Linked DNA regions of Homo sapiens: region 1 is linked to region 2. Evidence: chromatin contacts called from ENCODE Hi-C or POLR2A ChIA-PET data. All regions are on one chromosome and are shown on one strand. Each heading gives the region's core, a stretch centred on a gene start or an enhancer-like site at or near the end of the contact. The rest is flanking DNA. Distances are from core to core; before and after follow the strand shown. Region 1 overlaps STARD13 (StAR related lipid transfer domain containing 13). Region 2 overlaps STARD13 (StAR related lipid transfer domain containing 13).

Region 1 (3,678 bases), core at 939-3,438, 33 kb after region 2:
ATGTATGGCACAGTGAGAGCCTGGCCCTGCTGTCCTGAAAATCTTCACCCTGTCCAGGGCCTTATGCACCGATGGCTGCCAAGTCAGCAGCTTGAGGGCCTGACCAGCCCCTCATCTCCACTCCCAGCCCATTGCCATTGAGACTTTCTTCACTGTGTCTCACCCTTGAGATAAACTTGAAGTTACAACTGTCCTTTATCACTCACTCAGCCAACTGAGGAGTGTCCTGAGATGCAGGACTTTAAGTTTTAAAACTGGGATGGTAGGTCATCCTATATATAGCCCAACTTAAACTCTATCTCCTTCTAAGCTAGTGTCCCAATCTCTCCAGTTGGAAATAAGTATTATTTTCTCTCTTCTTTATATGCCCACAACATTCTGACTATGCCCGTATCTTGGCACTTCACAGGTATTAGAGTTCTTTCCCAAGTGTTTCTGCTTCCTTCACCAGGTTCTTAGCATCTTGCAGTTATGGTTCTTCCATCCTCCTCAGTGCCTCGCTGGCACTTTGCACATCAGGGGTACTTAAGAGTACTTTGCATAAACTGAACAAATTAATCATTCAAACATAAAATGAGTAAAGACCGACCTTACGTGTCATAATGGACTAAGTAAACAGTGTTTTAGAAGAGATAATGTGATTCTCAGATGAATCAACATGAGGATAACAGGAAATAGGCTGAGATTTCAGCAAAAGAGAATTCTTGTGCATCAGAAAGCAGCCCTTGACCGGAAAGGGTGATGAAAAAAAGTGGATATAGCTTACAAAAGAAGATTATGAAAGCTCCACTCTCAAAATCATTCAGCAGTATCCCAGCATTCATGAATGTTTGTTTAAAATGAAGATTTTTCTGAAATAAAGGGCTGGGCAAAGTAATGTTGGAGGCAGTGTTCAGGCAGGCTGCCTCCAGGAAACCCAGGGTGCCAGGATGAGTATTCTCCCTATTTCTACCAGAGCAGCCACGCCTCTTCTTCTTTCTAACCAAGGTAGGATGTGCATGTACTGGCTTTTTCCTGTCCAAGTTGTGGCTGTTTAGGTTTAGAAGTCAAGAGCGTGACAGTAAAACTAACTAGCTGCAGATGATGATCTTATGTTGCAGCTGAATACTTTTCCAATACAAGATTTATCTGGGGACATAAGACTCAGTGAATTACCATTTGCCATGGTCTTCACTGGAGAACGATGGCTACAATCTCCTTCTTCCCCATGTGGACTGACCATCTGCTCCCAATAATTGCAAATTCGCTTCCAGGCCTCATAATGTCTCCCTGTGTTCTTGCTTGTCTTTGAAATGCCTCAGGCAACTGCTCTTCTCTCCAATGGAGCAGCCACAACAGCTGTGGGATTCACTAGGGTTTGTCTCTGCTCCATTTCTGGCAGCAGGCAACCACCACTAAGCCACTCTCCAAAAAAGCCTGCAAATTGTGAACCCATTAAGGTTTAACTCCTGGGGGACAACAAAGAGAGCTGCCTTTGAATGTGAGCTCTGTGTGCCTCACTGAGGCTTCTGGCACAGGGGCTTGTCCTCAGGGCCAGGGTGATGCGTAGGGAAAGTTACAAGCTTCTGAGGGAATATTTTCACAGGTTTTCCAAACAAAGGGTTCTTTCTTCCAACCCCATACAACTCTCTTCTGATTGCTAATTAACCAAAGCTAGTGAAAAACAGGCCATTTCTGTAAATAGACTAGAAGTAGTGTGTGTGTGTGGTGTGTGTGCACGCGTGCACTCGCGTGTCCATGCCTGGCACGGGTGATGTGACTTTTAGTATTTTTCGTCTTTGTTTGTGTTTGTTCAAGCAGACCATGAAATGAATGAAAGTCTGTTTTGAGTTCGACAAGAGATAAAGGGATGTTACAGGGCATCTTGTCCTTCTGGTAATTTTTCCAGTGCTCACGCAGTCTTGCGGTTGTCCTGGCAAATCGAATATGTTAAGTGTTTTGCTTTAAGTTGCCCTCTTTCCTCTTAAGTTGAGAGTTTCCACAGTCTTCACCATAGGGTCGGTTTTGGTCTGTGTCATCTCAGTGTCCTGGCCGTATCTCAACTGTCTTCCCCTGTTTACTTCCATGGAGTCGCTATTTAGGAAGTCCCTTTTCAGCCCATCTGCCTTAAATCACTGCATTGTTTACTTTCCCACCAAGGAGTTTTCCCTCCGTTGGTTGCATGCCTTTTAGATTGAGTATGCATTTGAAGATCTAGAAGCCCATACAGGCTGCTGGCAATTTTTATTCAGGCTGCTTCACCACTTGGTGCAGTCTTCCACCTAGTCAAAGCCTGCCAGAGTCTGCTGGCCTTTTGGAATGGTTGCTGAAGTCTTCAAAGCCCTACTTCTTTTAACTTTGCTTTTGTGGTTACATATGAGTAGTTTCATAAGTTTTGCAATTTGGTATCTTGGAGTTTTGAAACAATGTTGCATTTTGATTATTTTATCCACAATTATGATACTTACTGTGAGGTTACGTACCAATTAGATCCTTGTCTTACTCGTGTCTAATCAATATTTCTTATTTGTTTTAATTCTGGCCTTTTTGGTTATCAGACTCTACGTGATGGGGGAAAAAAGCTCTTCACAGGCCTCTAGTGGACATGTAGTGGAACTGCAGAAATCTTGTATTCGAAGGTGTAAAACTGTGGTGTGACCCATGTCCGAATTAGCAATCACAAACATGTTATTCATTTAGTATTTAATTTAAAGATAAATAGTATGCTTGGAAGCAAGGAAGATAGGGATACTGGTGGAATCAAACTCTTGGTTGACTAACCACAGAATATGACCAGGTTGTCCACTGTCGCCTGTTGTCCTCTGAACTGAGTTTCTTTCACTAAGGAGTCCACACAGTCTCTGTTTTATAACAGGAGCTCAATTTTAACTTCCAAAAAAAAAACACTGTAAATGAACTGTACTCTTAATTCATTTTTTATCAATGATTTTTATGAAGAATGCCTGATATTTTAATAGATTCATAGTTTAAATAAGAAACAATCAGTATGAATGTTTCTTCTCAAAAGAGTTGAAAATAATATGTCTCTATAAAGAAATACATGGGGGAGTAATGTGGTCCAGAGGCAACCTCAGCCTTCGCCAGAGGCTGCAATCCACCAGAATCCACTGGGGCTCCCTCCCAGCCTTCAGTGATTTTCCATGAGCACTCCATGTACTCTTCATGCTTCTGTGCCATGCTTTTATGTTGCCTTTGCCTGAAATAACTCCTCCCTTCCACCACTTCCCCACCTGGCAAAATTCTTCATGTCCTTACAAATCCAAGTCAAATGTTCTTTTTTATTTGCATCTCCCTTCCCCCACCACGCAACTGTTAAAAACTGCTCTGCGTTGTTTCGTTTTACGATCGCACATTCAATCTATCATTATGTTCATTTGTAAAGGGCCTGTCTCTTTCTTCTGATGGGCTTTGAGCTTCTCACATGTTGTCAGGATGGTGTTGTGCTTTGCAGTATTCTCCTCATCACTTTAACCTCAGTACCTGACACAGCTCCTGGCATCTAGTAAAGACTTTTTCAATTAACTGATACTCCTTATGGTGCTTGTCCTAGGAAAAAATGGGAGTGAGGGAAGTGTGCCTCATTTTGTCTTTGGTATCTAGGTTTGCATCCAGCATCTTGCCTCCCTGTTGTACCCCCTCCATAGTCATGTCCAAGTTAAAGTGGTCCTAATACCCTAA
Region 2 (3,737 bases), core at 968-3,467:
TTTCTGACATTACCACCAGCTGAGCTAAACCAACAGGACCCAAGTTCCTCAGGGAGCACATTGTTTGGGCAATTAGTGGTTGAGCTCCATGGAAGTGTGATCCATGACTGTTGCTATGTAACAAACTGTCCCAAACTTAGTGGTATTAAACAACCATGTTATTATGCTCATGGATTCTGTGGGTCAGGAGTTTGGAAAAGACACGGTGGAAATGGCTTGTCTCTGTTCTTTGATGACTGTGACATAGGCTGGCAAGACCTGCGGGCTATGCCTGGCTCAGTGACTGGGCTCCAGGAACATCCGAAGCCTTGGGCACTTGCATGACTGGCAGTGGATGCTGCCTCTCGGTCAGGACCTCAGTGAGACTGGCAGCTGGTGCATCTACATGTGTCCATGTGGTTGCCCAGGCTTCCTTCTTCCCCACATGGAGACTGCATCCCAAGAGTGAGCAAGGCAAGGTGTGTGACTTTTTATGATCTAGTCTTGGAAGTTGCCTCTTCACTTTTTCTGTATTCTATTAGTCAACATAGCCATAAAGGTCTGCTCAGGTTCAAGAAGAGCAGACCCATTATTCAATCGGAGGAGTGTCAAATAATTTGTAGATTAAAAAAATATATGTTTGACACATTCAGTAATGCTGGGTTCCTGTCATTTTTTCTGGCATGTGGCTGGCACCTAACTGATTCATTTGACTGAATGCTCCAACTAGAATCATCACGCGATGTTCTTTTGTCCCCAACATGAAGAGAGTGCTCGGGTGACATTCCATGTATGCCAGCTGCATTGCACCAATTCTTTGGTTGTGACTGTGTGAATAGTTGCAGGCATCATTCTGTGCAGTTTCAAATACATTAGGCTCATTTAAGCCCCTACAAACCCCGTGAAACAGGAAAGAAGAACATACTCCCACTCCCTTCCCAAGATTAAAACAAAATCCAGAATCTCTAAGCAAGGCCAATTGGTACTCAATTTTATCCCAAACCTGGTTTTCCACCAAAAGTTCTCTCATTTCATTTGTAGCTGTTTACTTTGCTGCTCCTGAATCCTTGGGAGGTAGAATTAAAGTTTCTGGGTGATGTTTTATTAAACATTTAAAGGAGAGGGGGCTCCTTTACAGCAGAGGCTTGCAAGCAGGTACAATTTTGCCCTCCAGGGAACATTTGGTAATATCTGGAGATACTGTTGATGATCACAACTAGGGGGTGGGTGCTGCTGGCATCTAGTGGGCAGAGGCCAGTGATGCTGCTGAACTTCCTGTAATGTACAGGATGCTCCCCCACACCAAAGAATTATGTGGCCCAAAATAGTGCCACTGTTGAGAAACGCTACTTTACAGGGGGTTTTATAATCCTTCTAATAAAATGAGGAAACTGGGGTTCAGAGAAGCTGAGTGACTTGCTTAAGATTCTACGACTAGTAAGTGATGAGCCAGAATGTAGACTCTCATCTTGAGATCTTCGGTCTCATGTCTTTATTTCCTATGGTACTTGAGCTGGCCTTGCCACCTGCCTGTAGAGAGAGGACTTGGAGTGGGGAGTGGGTATTCTTGCTTTCCTGGAATTCTGGGCATCCACCACACCCATCTAATAAGCAGAAGTCACTGGGATGGACATTGTGCTCCTGCAGTTTTCTTTACTCATTAGGATCCAGGGGCAGGGCTTACATGAGCAGAGTGAAGATTTCGGTAAGGCCTGGGTGGGAACTGGACTCTAACCTCCCAGATCGAGACTTGTAAATAACAACTGAAAAACTAGAGTACAGGGTGTGTGTGTGTGTGTGTGTGTGTGTGTTGTGTGTGTGTGTGGGGGGGGGGGTTCTGGGTGTGGTGTGGGAGGGAAGTAAGATCTTATCCCACAACAATAAGCAAACAGCTAATTACTTGTAATTTTGGAGATAATTGTTTTCTCCTCCTGCAAACATGCCAAACAGGAAATTAATTTAAACCCCAGAAAGTTCGAATCATCTGCAGATTGTCAGGAAAGAAACACTCATTATCCCCTTAGAGCCCCCATCATATCTAACAGGCAGGCTGAAAAGTGCAGCTGCAGCACAGGGCTGCCACCTCTGTGCGAGGTCCCCCCACTGGCTGGTGGCTGGAGAGTAACAGGACGGAGCCTCTAGCAGAGGCAGGACCGAGGCAGGCAGACGGGGCCCAGCTTCCCATTGACACCTGATTCATGCCACCTGATGCAGAATGTCTCACTGTGAGTCATCCTTGCTGATAGACCTATTCATCACTTTGAATTCCATGTCAGTGCAAGAGCTGGCTTCATTCGGCCTTGGATAAATGAGTCTTCAGGTAATAGATGACAGTTAAAATATCAGGCAAATGTTATCTCCAGTGAAAGACTTGGCTTTGCCCGCTTAGTCTGTTTTGCTTCTCAGCTTAAGGCAGTCTCTCTTCACTTCTAAGAGGGAGGATGAACACAATCCAGATTGTTCATTTAGATGAAGCATCTTCCTCCTCCTAACTTCTCACTGCTCGTGGGCCCGAGTTCACCAGGGAAAGCCTTCTAGGGTTGAGCAACAGAACAAAAGGAATGGGCTGCCCTGCCTTCCGAACCCAAGCAACCCGTGCATACAGTGTTTTAACTGTTCTGGAAAGAATGAAGCATTCATAAGCCCTTCCATTTTCAAGAAAAAAATTTCCTGTGACATTTTAATCCCCTTTTGTGCTGGAGAATTTTTAGAGTTTTCTCCTGCCAGTCATCTCAAATGTTTTGTATCTTTCCCTTTTAGCTGAATTGCGTATTATGAGCCATGACCCACAATAAAAAATAATGCCACTGTTATTGAATGAAAGTCTCGTTCTTTGGGTTATTCTGGGCTATGGGGTCAGCATATAAATGCTGACCTCTGAAAGTCCAAAGATGTTATCTAGTTGAGGCTTATGCCGGGAGAACAAAAATGAGCTGTGAGATGAAAATGACCACCTGGGATCTCCAATTTGGTTTATGTTTCCGTGAAATAGTTTCTATAAATGATATGAGTGGGTGCCACTGCATTTTCTCTAAAAGGAGCGCTGGCTTATTTCTGAGATCTCTTGTCTGTGTATGGAATTTTTGTAGTTACTCTCTATCTAAATTGGGGTTCTCAATCTCCCCACTATCGACATTTGGGGGCCAGGTAATTGTTTTTTGTGGGGACTGTCCTATGCATTGTGGGATGCTAAGAGGCATCCATAGTTTTTACCTCTGGATACCAGAAGAGATCTAACCCACAAGTTGTGAAAACCAAACATGTCTCCAGACATTGCCCTGTGTTCTCAGGGGAGCAAAAATCCCTGCAGATGAGAACCATTGAGCTAAATAAAAATAAGGATCCCTAGATAGATACAAATGAATTCATTCCTTTGTTCAATCTTTTAACAAATGTCTCTTAAATGTCTTCTGTGTACCAGAGTCTTCTTTGAAGATTGTAAATTGAGAGATGACTAGATCATAGTTATTGCCCTATAGGGACTTGGAGAGAAGACAGGCATGAATCTAAATAATTACACCAGGAATGCCCTCTAATGAAGACGGGAAGGACGTGGCTTAGGAGTTCAGAGGAATAAGTGTTAACTCTTCTTGAACTTATCAGATTTCCTGAAAATTCTGATTCTCCATTTATTCAGAAACACTTACGTTTTCAAGGGAAAAAAATCCTGTTTATTAAGATATTACACTACAGAGAGTTTCAAAGTCAAACTTATGAATTCTTTTATGTAAATGTTTTGGTAAGGTAAATTTTGGTTT

What was found. Hi-C counts contacts between places; a loop is a spot of excess contacts on that map. ChIA-PET counts read pairs that join two places held with the same protein, here RNA polymerase II (POLR2A). Pooled maps may share reads with other maps.
Region 1: a map of dorsolateral prefrontal cortex shows a loop between it and region 2 (8-fold over the local background). The contact joins two enhancer-like sites. A Hi-C loop is called at or near these places in 12 of 168 maps with a recorded cell type or tissue (HepG2, aorta, chondrocyte and 6 more) and 8 of 50 pooled maps. POLR2A ChIA-PET finds 5 or more read pairs at or near these places in 9 of 52 experiments (AG04450, Caco-2, HepG2 and 5 more).

What each region holds. Positions count from the first base shown.
Region 1 is chr13:33,227,646-33,231,323 of GRCh38, reverse strand. All of the region lies in intron 1 of STARD13 (StAR related lipid transfer domain containing 13), which reads left to right. Among named protein-coding and RNA genes, the nearest start is that of STARD13-AS, 48 kb to the left of the region's middle. Within about 2 kb of position 2,188, at least 15 of the 41 ENCODE cell types and tissues checked have a DNase peak (open chromatin) inside an H3K27ac peak, as active enhancers do; they include dorsolateral prefrontal cortex, heart left ventricle and sigmoid colon, where a contact is called at or near this core.
Region 2 is chr13:33,260,716-33,264,452 of GRCh38, reverse strand. The region is part of intron 1 of STARD13 (StAR related lipid transfer domain containing 13); the gene reads left to right. Among named protein-coding and RNA genes, the nearest start is that of STARD13-AS, 15 kb to the left of the region's middle. RefSeq lists an enhancer at 3,567-3,737. Within about 2 kb of position 2,217, at least 13 of the 41 ENCODE cell types and tissues checked have a DNase peak (open chromatin) inside an H3K27ac peak, as active enhancers do; they include dorsolateral prefrontal cortex, heart left ventricle and sigmoid colon, where a contact is called at or near this core.